Linked DNA regions of Homo sapiens: region 2 is linked to region 1. A link is a contact called in ENCODE Hi-C or POLR2A ChIA-PET data. All regions are on one chromosome and are shown on one strand. The core of a region is the stretch at or near the end of the contact, and the rest is flanking DNA. Distances in the headings are between cores, read along the strand shown.

What was found. A loop is a pair of places that touch in the nucleus more often than their neighbours do. ChIA-PET counts read pairs that join two places held with the same protein, here RNA polymerase II (POLR2A). Pooled maps may share reads with other maps.
Region 2: a loop to region 1 is called in a map of B cell, with 23 times the contacts of the local background. The contact joins the promoter of KIAA1143 here to the promoter of CCDC13 in region 1. A Hi-C loop is called at or near these places in 1 of 168 maps with a recorded cell type or tissue (B cell) and 4 of 50 pooled maps. POLR2A ChIA-PET finds 5 or more read pairs at or near these places in 1 of 52 experiments (Panc1).

Annotation. Positions count from the first base shown.
Region 1 is chr3:42,771,408-42,775,106 of GRCh38, forward strand. It overlaps CCDC13 (coiled-coil domain containing 13), which reads right to left and starts at 1,846. Exons shown (of 16, transcript NM_144719.4): 1 at 1,769-1,846. It overlaps CCDC13-AS2 (CCDC13 antisense RNA 2), which reads left to right. Exons shown (of 2, transcript NR_122070.1): 2 at 1,798-2,228. RefSeq lists a silencer at 1,567-1,726 and an enhancer at 1,857-2,026.
Region 2 is chr3:44,759,843-44,763,336 of GRCh38, forward strand. It overlaps KIAA1143, which reads right to left and starts at 1,777. Exons shown (of 3, transcript NM_020696.4): 1 at 1,653-1,777. The coding sequence starts at 1,760. It overlaps KIF15 (kinesin family member 15), which reads left to right and starts at 1,952. Exons shown (of 35, transcript NM_020242.3): 1 at 1,952-2,042. The coding sequence starts at 2,024. RefSeq lists enhancers at 290-932, 1,723-2,002.

The sequences.
Region 1 (3,699 bases), core at 596-3,095:
TGGATACACAGCATTACACATTTAGCAAAACTTGTAGACCTGTGCAACCTTAAGCAATGAACACTGGCCAGGTGTGATGACTCACACCTGTAATCTCAACACTCTACGAAGCCAAGGTGGGAGGACCACTTGAGGCCAGGAGTTTGAGACCAGCTTGGGCAACATAGCAAGACCATAGCTTTACAAAAAATAAAAAAATTAGCTGGGCATGGTGGCATGTGCCTGTGTTCCCAGTTACTCAGGAGGCTGAGGTGGGAGGATTGCTTGAGCCCAGGGGTTGGAGGCTACTGTGAGCCATGATCATGCCACCGCACTCCAGCCTGGGTGACAAAGTGAGACCCTGTCTCAATACAGCAGCAGCAACAACAACAACAGATGAACTCTAATGTAAACTATGGACTTTAGTTAGTAATAACATACCAGTATAGTTGTATCAATGATAACAAATGTACCACACCAATGCAATGTGTAAGATGTTAACAACAGAGGAAATGGGAATACGGAATACATAAAGGAACTGTTTTTTGTTTAATGCTTCTAAAAATCTGCTTTAAGTCTATTTTCTTTTAAAAGTAAAGGCTAAGCCGGGCGTGGTGGCTCATGCGTGTAATCCCAAAACTTTGGGAGGCTGAGGTGGGTGGATCACCTGAGGTCAGGAGTTTGAGACCAGCCTGGCCAACATGGTGAAACCCCATCTCTACTAAAAATACCAAAATTAGCCAGGCATGGTGGCGGGCGCCTGTAATCCCAGCTACTCGAGCCCAAGGCAGGAGAATCGCTTGAACCTGGGAGGCAGAGGTTGCAATGAGCCAAGATCGCGCTACTGCACTCCAGCCTGGGCGATAGAGCGAGACTCCGTCAAAAAAAAAAAAAAAAAAAAAAAGTAATAATAAAAAAAATAAAGTAAAGGCTAGAGCTGCATGGAAAGAACTCTTGGCTCAGGTAGGACTTAGAGCCAGGGAGTAGGAAGAGTGGCATGCACTCTGGAGTCCTATGAGGAAGCAAGATCCCACAGGATATGGGACCATAGGTGACAGGGACCAGTGAGGAAGGATTGAGACCCCTTGCCCCATCGGCCTGCCACTTTTTTCATTGTTTTTCTCTTCCCCTCTCCTTCTCTTTCTTCTTTTCTTTTACTGTGTTCTTTTCGAGTATTCTCAACAACAGTCTAGGGGCCTGGAGGTGTGGGGAGGCCGCCCACGGATGCCTAGTTTGGCGCTCTGTGCACTGCTAGCATCTTCGTAGGGATGGGTTTGGGATGGGAGCGGGGTGATGCTCTGGTTCTCAGGGCTGGACTCCGGGCTTGGAGGGGAACTCCCTCTTGCGAGTCCCCAGTCCTGTGGGGGCTGGGCCTGGAAGGGGAACTGGGAGATGCGGAAGTGCACGCCGTCGGGTCGCATCTTTCAGTGCGGTGCGAGAGGGCCCAGTGGCAGAGGCCCAGCAAACAGCGCTTGTCAGGCGGACCTGAGTTCGAGTTCTGACTGTGCCATCTACGCTATGACTTTGGGGCAGGCGACCCACCCTCTGCGCCTCATTAACCCATGTACTGCATGGAAAATAAGCGTCTGCCTGGGTTAGAAGAGGGCTGTGTGTGAAGATTCAAAGGACGAAGGGGAAGAGTCCTCGCTGGGCGCCCAGCACGCGGTGAGCGCCCGGCCAGTGGCAGCGCGCTCGGGCTGGGGTTGCGCTCGGGCTCGGTTCCGCGCCCCCGGCAGCTGCGGGCTTTCCCAGCTCCGGCCCGGGCCCTTCCGCTCTCCCCGGCACTTACAGCGGTCTCTCTCCACTTCTCCCTTCTAGGACCGCGGCGGCTAGGTCACCTCCTCCGGACGCCGACACGCGCTGCCCTGGCAACCGTCACCAGGGAAACAAGCGACGTCACTTGCGCGTTTTCAACGCTACTCTACGGGGGCCGAGGGGGCGCCAAGAGTTCTGAAAGTGACAGAGGCGCTGATGGCGCGCTGGGCTGGATCCAAGCGAGCACGATCTCGAGTGCGCTGGAGATTTTAAATCTTCTGGAGTATATTTTTAAAAAAGTTTTGTGGACCAAACGTTCTGCACAGAGATGCCCATTCCGCTCTCCTGTTGGGGAGTTAAAAAGCGAACGATCTCACCATGAAATTTAAAGTAGCCATTCAGATATATTTGAAAAATGTAAAACAGTGTGGGGAAAGGCCATGTTATGATGGTGAGTGAAGGAAGCAGGACGCAATATAGCAATGCTAAATAAATAAAGTTGTGTTTATTTCAAACTAGGCACTAAAACAAGACCGAAATAGAAATATTAAAAGTGGTTATATTTGGGTGGTGGAATAGCAGTGCTGTGTTTTTATTTTTACACTTTAGAGAATTTTTAAAATAATGAACATCGTTTATTTTCATAAAGGAAAATACTTGTTTTTTTTTTTTTAAATGGCACCTTCCAATGTAAGACACTACTATATTTCAGGGCAATATGGGGGTGGGAGGCAAATTTCTAGGAAAGATGATTCAAGGGAGATTTCTTTCTATCTATCTATCTATCTAATCTATCTATCTATCTATGATAGAGTCTCGCTGTGTCGCCCAGGCTGGAGTGCAGTGGTGCGATCTCAGCTCATTGCAACCTCCATTTCCCAGGTTCAAGCGATTCTCCTGCCTCAGCCTCCTGAGTAGCTGGGATTACAGGCACCCGCCACCACACCTGGCTAATTTTTTTATTTTTAGTGGAGACGGGGTTTCACCATGTTGACCAGGCTGGTCTTGAACTCCTGACCTCAGGTGATCCGCCCACCTTGGCCTCCTAAAGTGCCGGGATTACAGGCGTGAGCCACAGCTCCTGCCCAAATATTTATCCAGGACTTCATAATTTGAAAACCTTGGCAGTTGTTTTTCTATTTTTTTTCCTCATAAGGTGAATGAATACCCATCCCATAGACATGCATACATAAGATACGGCACTAGACTGCCATCAGCACTGCAGGTATAAACCCGAAGTTTCCTGATAAAGGAAAAATGGATCTTTCCCGTTGGTCTCCAATTGCTGCCTGGTGAGCTGAGGGTGGGAGACGTATAATATACAGGTGGCAGCAAAGAGAGACAGGATAAAGAGTAGGATTCAGGTAGATGTGAGCCTCAAAGGATTAGGGTTTTTTTTAAATGGTGTGTGTAGTGGGGAGTATCATTCGTTTGCCTCATGACCACGATGGGACTATGTGGCATAGGAAAAGGAATAGCCAGGTCTACTTAGAGGGCTTCTGGAAAGCATGGATCCTAGCAGAAAGCCAGGTTTTCATTAAAATAAGAACATGCTGTGAGAAAATTAAGGATGCAAGAGAATTTCAGAACCGACATTCTAGAATGTATGTATTAGAAAGTTTGGGAAAGGGGTAACATTTGCTCCAGCAATCCAAGGATTATTTTTGACGAGGATATCATTTTTGCAGTAACCCATTTTTTAAAAAGCAGGGATGATTTTCCTCTAGGTTTGTTACTTTTCCACGGTCACCACTAAGGCTCTCATGCCATTTTTTTTTTCTGCCCAAAATTCTTTTGAGAATTTTCTTTAGTTTATAAGCTTGACATTTTATCATCCAAGAAGCTGGCGAATCCAATCTGGGTCACCAGTATTTCCTCATGTACAGTATACAGATGTTTGTTAATTCCAGCCCACTTTGTTTCTCTAGCCAGAAGTATCTGTAGGACACTGCCCTTTGTTTTTTG
Region 2 (3,494 bases), core at 527-3,026, 2.0 Mb after region 1:
TGTGATTGCACCACTGCACTCTAGCCTGGGCGACAGAGTGAGACCCTATCTCAAAAAAAAAAAAAAAAAAAAAGTCCTAGATGGCATCTTCTTCCAATAGAAGGCTGTTTCATCTACATTGAAAACCTGTTTAGTGTAGCCACCTTCATCAACTATCTTAGCTAGATCTGAATAATTTGCTTCTTCATCTCATACTTTTATGTTATGGAGATGGCTTCTTTCCTTAAACCTCATGAACCAACCTCTGTTAGCTTCACACTTTTCTTCTGCAGCTTTCTCACATGTCTCAGACTTCACAGGATTTAAGAGTTAGGGCCTTGCTCTAGATTAGGCTTTGGTTAAAGGGAATGTTGTGGCTGGTTTGCTCTTCTATCCAGACCACTAAAACTTTCTCTGTATCAGCAATGTAGCTGTTTTGCTTTCTTGTCATTCATGTGTTCAATACTGATCCCTCCGGCCCTAGACAACAATAGTCAGGTGTGGCTCTTTCCTGAAGCTCCTCTTCTTCTATTTAGACCCAGGATATTTACGGCTTCTGCTTACTCTTCTTTTTTTTCTTTTTTTTGAGACGGAGTCTCGCTCTGTCGCCCAGTCTGGAGTGCAGTGGCGCGATCTCGGCTCACTGCAAGCTCCTCCTCCTGGGTTCACGCCATTCTCCTGCCTCAGCCTCCCGAGTAGCTGGGACTACAGGCGCCCGCCACCATGCCTGGCTAATTTTTTGTATTTTTAGTAGAGACGCGGTTTCACTGTTTTAGCCAGGATGGTCTCGATCTCCTGACCTCGTGATCTGCCGCCTCAGCCTCCCAGAGCGCTGGGATTACAGGCGTGAGCCACCAGGCCCGGCTTTTTTTTTTTTTTTTTGAGACGGAGTCTCGCTCTGTTGTCCAGGCTGGAGTGCAGCTGCGCCATCTCAACTCACTGCAACGTCCACCTCCCGGGTTCGAGCGATTCTGTCTCAGCCTCCGGAGTAGCTGGGACTACAGGCATGTGCCACCATGCCCGGCTAATTTTTGTATTTTTAGCAGAGACGGGGGGTTTCACCATATTGGCTATTGGCTCTGCTGGTCTCGAACTCCTGACCTCAGGTGATCCGCCCACCTAGGCCTCCCAAAGTACTGGGATTACAGGCGTGAGCCACTGTGCCCGACCTTCTCTATATTATTTTTATTTATTTTTAATTAACAAAGCATAGAAACAGATTCAGGACATTCCTCCGAAGACGTTCCAGACTCGAGTCCTAGGACATGGTTGGGGCGGGGGTCATTTGATCGAGTGGCCTGTGTCCTTATCTGGAATACGGGACGACGCTGTAACTCTAACTCACCCTGCGAACTCACAGCTTTTGAGGTAAACAAGTGAGAAAGAAGAGACAATAAAGTGATCTTTCTTTACCATCTACCAAGGACCAGGTGGTTTACACGTCAGTTCATTTTCAGGAACACAGCAGCGCTCTGAAAACTACAGAGCTTCCTGGGCGTAGGGGGCTGTGGTCGCTTGAAAAGAACCAGCCTGGGGGTCCGAGTTCCACCGGAATTGGGTTCGAGCGCGGGTGAAAAGAGGGACCCGACAGCACCCACCCTCCAAGTAGAGGCAAAAGTTGAAAGTGGCGGGCTGGCTGCGCTTCCGAAGAAACACGACTGGCGAAGGCTCACCTTAGTCTCTACGGTGGGTCCCTCCCTGTAGCCGACCCGTTCCTTGAAGCGGGCCAGAAACGCCGGCTCGGCTGGCCGCACGTACGATACCTGGTTCCGCTTGCTCATGGTAGCTCTGGGTAAAGACAGAAGACAGGTTCCGCGACGGATTCGCGACGATACAGAGGCGCTTAGCTGTGACGTCACTGGGCCACGCCCCCGATGCGTAGGCCGGGCAACATGGCGGCCTCCATGCGGGCGTCAACGTCCGATCCAAGCGCCAAATTCAAATTTGCGGCCATCTTGAGCGGGCGGAATTCAGTCGCGCGCGGTGCAGTCGGGAGGTGGAGGCACCGGCTGCATTGTTTTCGGGATCGAGGGGTGAGGGCGCTATGGCACCCGGCTGCAAAAGTAAGTCTGGGCCCCCGGCTTCGTTACCCTATTTTTGCCCCCAAATACAGCTGTGAAAGGATGGCAGCCTCGGACCGCCCGCAAGGTTCTTGCTAGGCATGAACTGCAGGAGCTGAGTGACCGGCGGGGACGTTTGGGAATCCCGCTCTGTCGCTCAAAGACAATACGCTAGCCGAAAAGCTCATCCCTTCCTTCAGTGTCCTGTGCGCATGCCAGGAGTCTGGCGCAGTTCTAGGCGCTCGGGATGAGCAGTGGACCTGACGTTCTTCCCTTTCTTTCCCTTGGTTCTGCTGTTTCTTCGCAGGCCTCTTCCCACATCCCGACCAGGGCTACCTCTCTAGATATCCTTGTCTCAGGATCGGCTTTTGCTCCCACCAGCTTCTGCGTATTTCTACATTTCTGACCTTCCTATAGGGAAGGGTTTATTTATATTCCAAACATTTCTTTCTCCTCTTTCCTTAAATAAATGGAATGTTAAAACACAGATGTCAGCAATGTCTTTATGTTCTCACAGTCTCTATTTTCACTTAAAGGAGACCCGTCCGATTTCTTTCTCTTTTTCACGGAGGAGAGCACTGTCATTTTGCTTATGATAAACCCTACAGTTTTCACTAACGTAGTCATTTGCTGTGCCTGTGTACGTGCTCCACTTCTCACATTGCCACATCTCTTAAGGAGTCTTATTTTTGTAAACCTGATTATGAGCTGATTTAATGGGATCTTTGTGAGTGGTCTGAATGGTAATGAGGAGAGGCCTGGATTAGATGATTAAGAATTTGTGAACTTCTGTCATTTGAGCTTTCCAACGCCGTTAATGTTTCTAGCTTTCTGTCAATTGTAGTCGTTTTTGATGGGTTTGTTGTTTCATTAATCTTTTAGGTCGATCACACCTAATCGGAACACCTCCTTATGCTACCTTTTTGCATATAAAATATTCCTTTTCCTTTCATCATTTTCAGTATTCAAGGACTATGAGCTCACAAAATGGTACCTTATTGGAGAGAAATGTTCATCCTGCTTTCTGAACAATCATACTGTTTGTTCTTTGTTTCCACTTTATGGATCAGTCACTAAATCTGGACTCAAGCAAAAAATTTGATGCCTGTTAAATAAGTAAAACATCTGCTTATTTAATGAGATATATGTATGTGACTGAGGGCTCTTGTCTGAAAACCAAATTTGAGAACCTTTCTAAAGTGGTGGGAGCACTCTCCTTTATGATGGTGGTGATGCCATGGGGAACTTTTCCACTCCTTTAAGTTTGTTGGCAAAATTGAGGTTGATGACTTCCCAGTTAAAGTGCTTCTTGCATTCCCAGCAGCCCAGAGGCCTGGAGCATGAAGTGGGAACACATGGGAGAAGAGAGCCCGTGCAGTGGTCTTTGCAACTTTTACTTTGTGCCCCGAAGGCTATCTCTCTCTCTCTTTTTTATTTTTGAGACAGAGTCTTGCT